Regions from separate parts of the Homo sapiens genome. Here region 1 is linked to region 2. The links are chromatin contacts, found by Hi-C or POLR2A ChIA-PET in ENCODE. All regions are on one chromosome and are shown on one strand. The core of a region is the stretch at or near the end of the contact, and the rest is flanking DNA. Distances in the headings are between cores, read along the strand shown.

Region 1 (3,900 bases), core at 1,339-3,838, 88 kb before region 2:
AGATGTGCAACGTATTCAGACAGAACAGCTGGATCATTTAACAGCTTCCTTGTTTTCCCCCAGAACATCCGCTGCGGGGGTGTCTCACACAGCATATCTACATGAAGACACGCAGGTGTGTGCCCCCGTGTGTTGCCTCATGAGACCCTGTGCAAAAGTCACCATTGTCTGAAAGCCCCACTTGTATCCTTTAATGTAATCTGATTCAAATTTCTTCCCCTGCAACTTCCCTCTTTTCCTCTTCTTACATAACATAGCTAAAAAACCTGGTGCTGTTTAATCATCTCAGATACCTTCCACTGGCTTCCTGTGATCTTCAAGTGATCTTGTGAGTGAGGTGTTTGGAAAGATGAGACAAAATGAGGAAGAAAGTCTAAAGAAAGCCCTGGAGAGAGCTGGAAAGAAAACCCTCAAATTCAGCGCCAATCATGGTGGCTCACACCTGTAATCCCAGCACTTTGGGAGGCCAAGGTGGGTGGATTGCTTGAGACCAGGAGTTCGAGACCAGCCTGACCAACATGATGAAATCCCTTCTCTACTAAAAATACAAAAATTATCCTGGCATGGTGGTGGGCACCTGTAATCCCAACTACTCAGGAGGCTGAGGTGGGAGAATTGCTTGAACCCAGGAGGTGGAGGTTACAGTAAGCCGAGATCACACCACTACACTCAAGCCTGGGCGATGCAGCAAGACCCTGTCTCAAAAAAACAAAAACAAAAGCAAATACAAAACTCAAATTCAGGGCACTGCATTGTTCTTGGCCCCATTATACAGATGAAAGAACTCTAGGGTCCAAAAGCTCAAAAGAACCTGTACTCCAACCCCAAACTCCTAGCTCTTATCATGCAACTCAACTGCCAGCATCACAGACAAAGCAAAGCTGGAAAAGACCTCACACATGGGGCTGCATGGTGCAGAGAGCATTGCCTCAGCCTCTCATGTCGGCTAGACAACACTGAGTTCAAATCCCTTTCCTGGGACTTAGAAGCTGCCGACTTGGGCAAGCCGTGTCAGCTCTCTGAGCCTCGGTTTCCTTATCTATAGAATGGTAATAATAACAGTATCTCGACCAGGCGTGGTGGCTCACACCTGTAATCCTAGCACTTTGGGAGGCTGAAGCAGGGGATCACCTGAGGTCAGGAGTTCGAGACCAGCATGACCAACATGGTGAAACCCCGTCTCTACTAAAAATACAAAAATTAGCTGGGTGTGGTGGCGGGCACCTGTAATCCCAGCTACTCGGCAGTCTGAGGCAGGAGAATCACTTGAAGCCGGGAGGCAGAGGTTGTAGTGAGCCGAGATCGTGCCATTGCACTCCAGCCTGGGCGACAGAACGAGACTCCGTCTCAAGATAGTAATAATAACAACAACAACAACAGTATCTCTCTCTCAGAGGGGTGTTGTGAAGATCTGATGAAACGAGACATGTAGAGTTCCGAAATGATAGTAAGGACTAGAAAATGTATGTTGTTGTTAGAATTAGTACAAAACTGAGGCCCAAGTTTACACAAATTAGGTAATGGCAGATCCAGGCTTAGCAGCTGGTCTTGCAGCTCTCACTCCAGCATATTATTTCCTTTTTTTTTCTTCTTGAGATGGAGTCTCGCTCTGTCGCCCAGGCTAGAATGCAGTGGCGTGATCTCAGCTCACTGCAACCTCCGCCTCCCAGGTTCAAGCGATTCTCCTGCCTCAGCCTCCTGAGTAGCTACGACTAGAGGGGTGCGCCACCGCGCCTGGCAAATTTTTTCTATATTTAGTAGAGATAGGGTTTCATCATGTTGGCCAGGCTGGTCTCAAACTCTTGACCTCAAGTGATCTGCCCGCCTCGACCTCCCAAAGTGCTGGGATTACAGACGTGAGCCACCGCAGCTCTTGTATTTTCACCAAGAGAGTTTCTTGCTACTTACTCTTCCACCAAAAACAGTGATAATACTAATTATTTTAGTTATTACAGCTGAGACTCTGTGTTCCAGATCCCATCTTAACACCTTACACCTGCTCATCAAATCATTGTGACAACCTTGTAACATAGGTCCCATCATTATCCTTAGTTTATAGATGAGGAAACTGAGGCCCAGAAAGCAAGAGAACCTTGCCCAAGGTCACACAGCTAGTAGACAGCAGGGCTAGGATGCAAAGGCAGGCAGCCGGCCCCAGAGTCCACCTTGTAATCTCTGCACTCACTGCTTTCCATTAAACTTCTTGGGGATTTACCGCAAATCATGGTTACTTTTCTTTACTATTATCTCTATATATATATCAATTGACTTTCACTTACACAAGTAATATGTGAATGAATACATTCTAAAAAACAAAAACAAAATTAGGGCATGACTGACAAAACTAAACTCTGCTTGGACATTACTCTTATTTTCCACTGTGAGTAGTTTGGTAAGAATCCTCTCAGCCTTTTGCCTACACGTTTACATATGTACTTTACTGCCACTTTGCATACTCTTCCCACTGGGCCTCTAGAAAACAGTAGCTGAGACGGCAAACTTGAGACTGAAGAAAGGTTGTGGGGGCTGGAGATGGTATCACTTTCTGTTTTCTGTAGATCAGTTACCTATAAATATTCTGAAAGCTTCCCGGCAGGTGACTCAGCCAATGGGCCAGAGAGTTGGATGCATAATTAGGTTTCCTTGGCTATCTGCAGAGACAAAACCAGAGAAGGTGGGCTGTCTCTATCCAATATGGCTGCCACTCACCAAATGGGGTTTTGGGCCCTTGAAATGTGGCTTGTCCGAACTGAGATGGGATATAAGTGCAAAATACCAGATTTTGTAGCCTTATACAAAAAAAAAAAAAGAGGATAACATAGCTCATGCTTTTTTAAAAAAAACCTTTCCTATGGTGCTAAATTAATTTCTTTTCTTTCTTTCTTTCTTTCATTCATTTTCTTTCCTTCCTTCTTTCTTTTTTTTCTTATTTCTATGAGTCAGGGTTTCACTCTGTCACCCAAGCTGTAATGGCCTCACAAGTAGCTGGGACTTGTGTATGTGTAATCACTTCTAGCTAATTTTCTTTACTTCCTTCCTTCCTTTCTTTCTTTCTTTCTTTCTTTTCTTTCTTTCGAAACAGGGTTTCACTATGTTGCCCAGACTGGTCTCAAATTCCTGGCTTCAAGCAATCCTCTCACTTTGGCCTCCCAAAGTGCTAGGATTACAGGCATGAGCCACTGCACCTAGCCTTGAAATACTTTCTTTTTTTTCTCTCTCTCTTTTTTTTTTTGAGATGGACTGTCTTGTCACCCAGGCTGGAGTACAATGGCATGATCTTGGCTCACTATAACCTCCACCTCCCAGATTCAAGCTATTCTACTGCCTCAGCCTCTCAAGTAGTTGGGATTACAGGTGCCTACCACCGTGCCCGGCTAATTTTTGTATTTTTAGTAGAGACGGGGTTTCACCATGTTGGCCAGGCTGGTCTTGAACTCCTGACCTCAGGTGATCCACCCGACTCGGCCTCCCAAAGTGCCAGGATTACAGGCATGAGCCACTGTGCCCGACCAGAATGCTTTCTTTATATTGATTACGTGTTAAAATGGTCATTTTTAAAATATATCAGGTTAAATTAAATATATCATTTAAATTAACTTCAGCTTTTTTAATGAGGCTACTGGAAAAATTAAAAGTCCATATGTGGTTTGAATTCTTTTTTTTTTTTTTTAAACACACTCTGTTGCCCAGGCTGGAGTGCAGTGGCGAGATCTTGGCTCCCTGCAACCTCTGCCTCCCAGATTCAAGCGATTCTCCCGCCTCAACCTCCCAAGTAGCTGGGACTACAGGCGCCCACCATCACACCTGGCTAATTTTTGTATTTTTAGTTGAGAGGGGGTTTCACCATGTTAGCCAGGCTGGTCTCGAACTCCCGGCCTCAAGGGATCCATCCGCCTTGGC
Region 2 (4,256 bases), core at 732-3,231:
GCGCGACTCCACCTCAAAAAGAAAAAAGAAAGCCTGCTGCAGTCCAGGCATGGTGTTTCACGCCTGTAATCCCAGCACTTTGGGAGGCCGAGGCAGGCGGATCACTTGAGGTCAGAAGTTCGAGACCAGCCTGACCAGCATGGAGAAACCCTGTCTCTACTAAAAAAACAAAAATTAGCCAGGCGTGGTGGCAGGCACCTGTAATCCCAGCTACTCAGGAAGCTGAGGCAGGAGAATTGCTTGAACTCAGGAGGCAGAGGTTGCACTGAGCCAAGATCATGCCATTGCACCCCAGCCTGGGCCACAGAGTGAGACTGTTGCCGGGTGGAGTGGCTCACACCTGTAATCCCAGCACCTTCGGAGGCCAAGGCAGGCAGATCACTTGAGGTCAGGAGTTCGAGACCAGTCTGACCCACATGGTAAAACCCCGTCTCTACTAAAAATACAAAAATTAGTCAGGCATGGTGATGCTGGCCTGTAATCATAGCTACTCGGGAGGCTTGAGGCAGGAGAATTGCTTGAACCCAGGAGGCGGAGGTTGCAGTAAGCCAAGATCGCACCACTGCACTCCAGGCTGGACGACAGTGAGACTCCGTTCCAAAAAAAAGAAAAAAGAAAAGAAAGCCAGCTGCCCAGCAGAATTGGGGAAAGCCGAGTCAGTTGAAGCAGACAATACCCCTATGGGAGGCAGAAGAATGCACCCCCCTACCAAGATATCCACATCCTAACCCCTCCAAACCTGTATGTTGCCTTAAGTGGCAAAGGGGACTTTGCACATGTGGCTATGTGAAGGATCCTGAGCTGGAGAGATTAGCCTGGATTATCCAGGTGGATCCCATATAATCACAGGGCTCCTTAGAAGGGAGAAGACGCTGTGACCATGGAGGCAGAGGTCGGATTGAGACAGCCAAGGATCACAGGCACCTCTCCAGCCGGGAAAAGCAAGGAACACACTACCCTGGCGCCTCCAGAAGGCACAGCCCCACCCACACCTTGATTCTGGCCCTGTAGGACCCATCTGAGACTTCTGGCCTCCAGGGCTGTAAGATAACACATTTGTGTTAAGCCACTAGGTTTGTGGTGATCTGTTAACAGCGGCATGAGGAAACTAACACAACCCCAAGGAGGTGAGCCTCTCCCCACAGCCCCGACTCAACCGGAAGGGAGAGGTGTGCAGAAGACGGCTTTGCAGGATGTTTGGGACAAATGGTCTCTGGGGGAAGACAGAAGCTAACAGAACTGATTCGACTGTGTGAACAGGGTGCTGGGAGGGCCCACAGGGGAGGGACTTCAGAGCTGGGCCTGCGCCTGCGGGGCCGTACGAGTTGGCCCGGAGCAAGGCGGCCCAGGACAGGCAGGGGCTGCACGCGGTAAGGCTCCCTCTTGCCAGTACCATCCCATGAGCAGCCTCAGAGCCCTCGACCAAGGGAAGTTCTGAGGGCTGAGAGGTTGCTCATTCGTCAGAGCGTGCTGCCCACCCTCCACCCCTGCATGGCAGAAACTGTGCAGGGGACGAGGCCAAGGAATCAGGAGACCCAGAGGCAGGGGTGGCCCGGAGACGGTGGGATGGAGCAGAAGCTCCCCGAAAGGGGTTGGCGGGGTGGATTCGCCCCGCTCCAGCCGGCGGAGGAAGGAAGTGGTTCCCCCGCCCACCCTTCCCTTAGGCTGGCCCGGGGCAGGATTTTTGTGATCCGCGATTCGCTCCCACGGGCGGGACCTTTGTAACTGCGGGAGGCCCAGGACAGGCCCACCCTGCGGGGCGGGAGGCAGCCGGGGTGAGGGAGGTAGGGACGAACGGGTGGACTGACCACAGGCAGGGACAAGGGGACTAAGACCCGGGCCGAGGCCTAGAAGCCCGCCGACCGTTGGGGGTCTGCGGGCTGTGGGGGCGGGGACGGGGGCGGGGGCGGCCCGGGCGGGGGCGGGGCCTGGTACGGTACGGGGCGGGACGGGCTGGGCCGGACCTGCTCTGAGGCTCCCAGTCGCAGCGGTGACCGCGGGCGGGTGGGGCGCCGGGTAAGTGCTCGGGCCGGGCGGGGGGCGTACCCCGTTTGGCGTGCAGCCCTTTCTACAAGACCCCCAGTGCCCGATCCTTCCGAGAAGAGGGGACCCCCCCCCGCATCTCCGCTGTCCAGGCCTCGCCGTGGAGCCCCAGCAGGACCCCAGCCCTCGGTTGCCCTCGGCTCTGGCGTGTCCCGGCGCGGGCGGGCAGTGCTTCCCCTCGGCAGGGACTGGAGTCCAGGGGAGGGGAACGCGGGAGACGCTGGCCCTAGTGACCCCCCGATCCCGGAGAGTTGGTGGTGCGCGCCGCCCTGGGCCAGGTGCCTTCAGTTCTTCACACTCCGCGCAGCAGCCACAGGTGACCATCGTCGTCTCCCTCTTAACAGGTGAAGAAACCAAGACGCAGAGAGGCCAAGCCCCTTGCCTTGGGTCACACAGCCAAAGGAGGCAGAGCCAGAACTCACAACCAGGTCTGTGTCCCCTAAGTCCTCGGATGCATCGTCCCTGCCCCGCTGCCCTCCCGGGAGATTGTAGGAGAGAAGCAGGGGCAGAGGCAGTGCTGGATGTCCCGGGAGAAGGCTGCAATGAGCAGGCCCAGCCATCCCTGAAGGAGGAGCCCCGGGGAAGCAAACTCTTCCCTAGAAACACTTTAAAAGCACCCACCTGTTGGAGACAGAGATGCTGAGGAACAAGAGTGATTGGGGCCAGGGTAAACGCCAAGACAGAGAGGGGAGAGCAGTTCCTCAGTGGAACTCCCTCCAACATTGCCCCCACCACTTTTACCAGTGCTGGGTGTGGGGGATCTTGCAGGCTCAGCTTCGTGACTTGGCCTGTCTCTGCCTCAGTTTCCGCATCTGTCCCATGAGGTTAAGCATGTACCTACCTCGCAGGATTGCTGAGAAGATGATATAAGATGCTTGGTGTACAGGCTTAGCCCCTGGCACCAGGTTACTACCAAAAGTTCATGGTTCCAGTGCTTCCTCCACCCTCCGTCCTGCCCCTCTGAGAGTACTTCTCTGTCCTGGGCACCTTTAACTTCAGGTTGTTCAGGGCTATCTGAGATCTGCAGGATTTCCGGACAGCCCCACCAGCAACTAGGAGCTGCTTGAGTAAGACCAAGGTGAGGGGGTGGCAACTTCTCTGGCTGACTCCCCAGAGGGAAAGGCTGATAAGGGCAGGGTTTTGAAAATCTCTGGGCTGAGGCTTGCACAAGGTCCAGAGCTGCTCTGTGGCCCCTGCCCTCCCCGACACAGGTTTAGCAAGAAGGAGAAAGCCAGAGTGTTCTTGTCCCCAGACTTGATCCTTTGCTAGTCATTGGGGCTTGGGCCCTGGGAGCTGTCATCCACCACCCCGCTCCTCGTCCCTTCCCCACAGTCTAGGCTAGCGACAAGTTCTAACCCAAAGCATATCCTGAATCCGGCCACCCCTCCACCCCCTACTTCCACCCTGAGACCAGGCCGCCAGCATCTCTTGCCGCCTCATCACGCTGGACCCCTCACTTCCATCCAAATCCCCAGCATCGCCTGCCAAGCCCTCTCCATGATCAGGCCCTGTGTGATTATTCTCAATTTTTCTCTCTGGCCACTGTCCTGTCCACTGCTGTCCCCAGCCGCCACCTCCTAAGTACTCCGCTCTCTCAGGGGCTGTGCACAGCACACGTGTTCTTCCTTTTCCCGGGAATGCTCTTCTCTGCAATCTGTGACATACTCCCTTGTAATTCAGGGCACACCATAAATGTCGAGTTGTCCCTGACCACCCCACTTAAGGAGACCCCGCCTGCTCCCTGGCCCCTTACTCTGGCTGGCTGGCTTCCCAGTGCTTAGCTGGGGGGGGGGGGTGTGGTCTGTCTTGTATATTTCCTTGCTTCCTTGTTTGTCTCCCCAGGTAACATGTCAGTCTACCAGGATCGTGATCTTGCCCTTTCCTCTTCACCTTGGATTTCCCAGAACCTGGGAAATCAGTGCCTGGCACCTAGGAATGGCTCAGATAGTTTTGTACAGTTGCAGGCAATGTGTCAGCCATCAGCCTATTTTTCTTCTCACTGCTTGACAGCATTTTTTCTCCCGTTTCTACATAGACTTCAGAATTATCCCTCCCAAGAGCCCACTGCCTTCCTCAGCTTTTCCCTAAAGTAGGGCTTGGGGGTTGAGGGCCACTTCCAGGTTTTAGCCATACTATTCAACTTAGCTATAAATATCATTGTCCATATTGTGCATGTTTTTGGCTATCAAATGGCTTCTTGGAGATACAGTTTC

Evidence for each region. Hi-C counts contacts between places; a loop is a spot of excess contacts on that map. ChIA-PET counts read pairs that join two places held with the same protein, here RNA polymerase II (POLR2A). Pooled maps may share reads with other maps.
Region 1: a loop to region 2 is called in a map with no recorded cell type, with 6 times the contacts of the local background. The contact joins the enhancer-like site here to the promoter of HVCN1 in region 2. A Hi-C loop is called at or near these places in 6 of 37 single-sample maps with no recorded cell type and 8 of 50 pooled maps. POLR2A ChIA-PET finds 5 or more read pairs at or near these places in 2 of 52 experiments (Panc1 and activated CD8-positive, alpha-beta memory T cell).

What each region holds. Positions count from the first base shown.
Region 1 is chr12:110,775,304-110,779,203 of GRCh38, reverse strand. No RefSeq gene overlaps it. Among named protein-coding and RNA genes, the nearest start is that of PPP1CC, 34 kb to the right of the region's middle. RefSeq lists an enhancer at 2,407-2,746. Within about 2 kb of position 2,588, at least 2 of the 41 ENCODE cell types and tissues checked have a DNase peak (open chromatin) inside an H3K27ac peak, as active enhancers do.
Region 2 is chr12:110,686,840-110,691,095 of GRCh38, reverse strand. It overlaps HVCN1 (hydrogen voltage gated channel 1), which reads left to right and starts at 1,981. Exons shown (of 8, transcript NM_032369.4): 1 at 1,981-2,016; 2 at 2,388-2,471. RefSeq lists enhancers at 261-410, 941-1,050, 1,171-1,220, 2,471-2,520, 3,083-3,911 and silencers at 1,661-1,730, 1,791-2,290.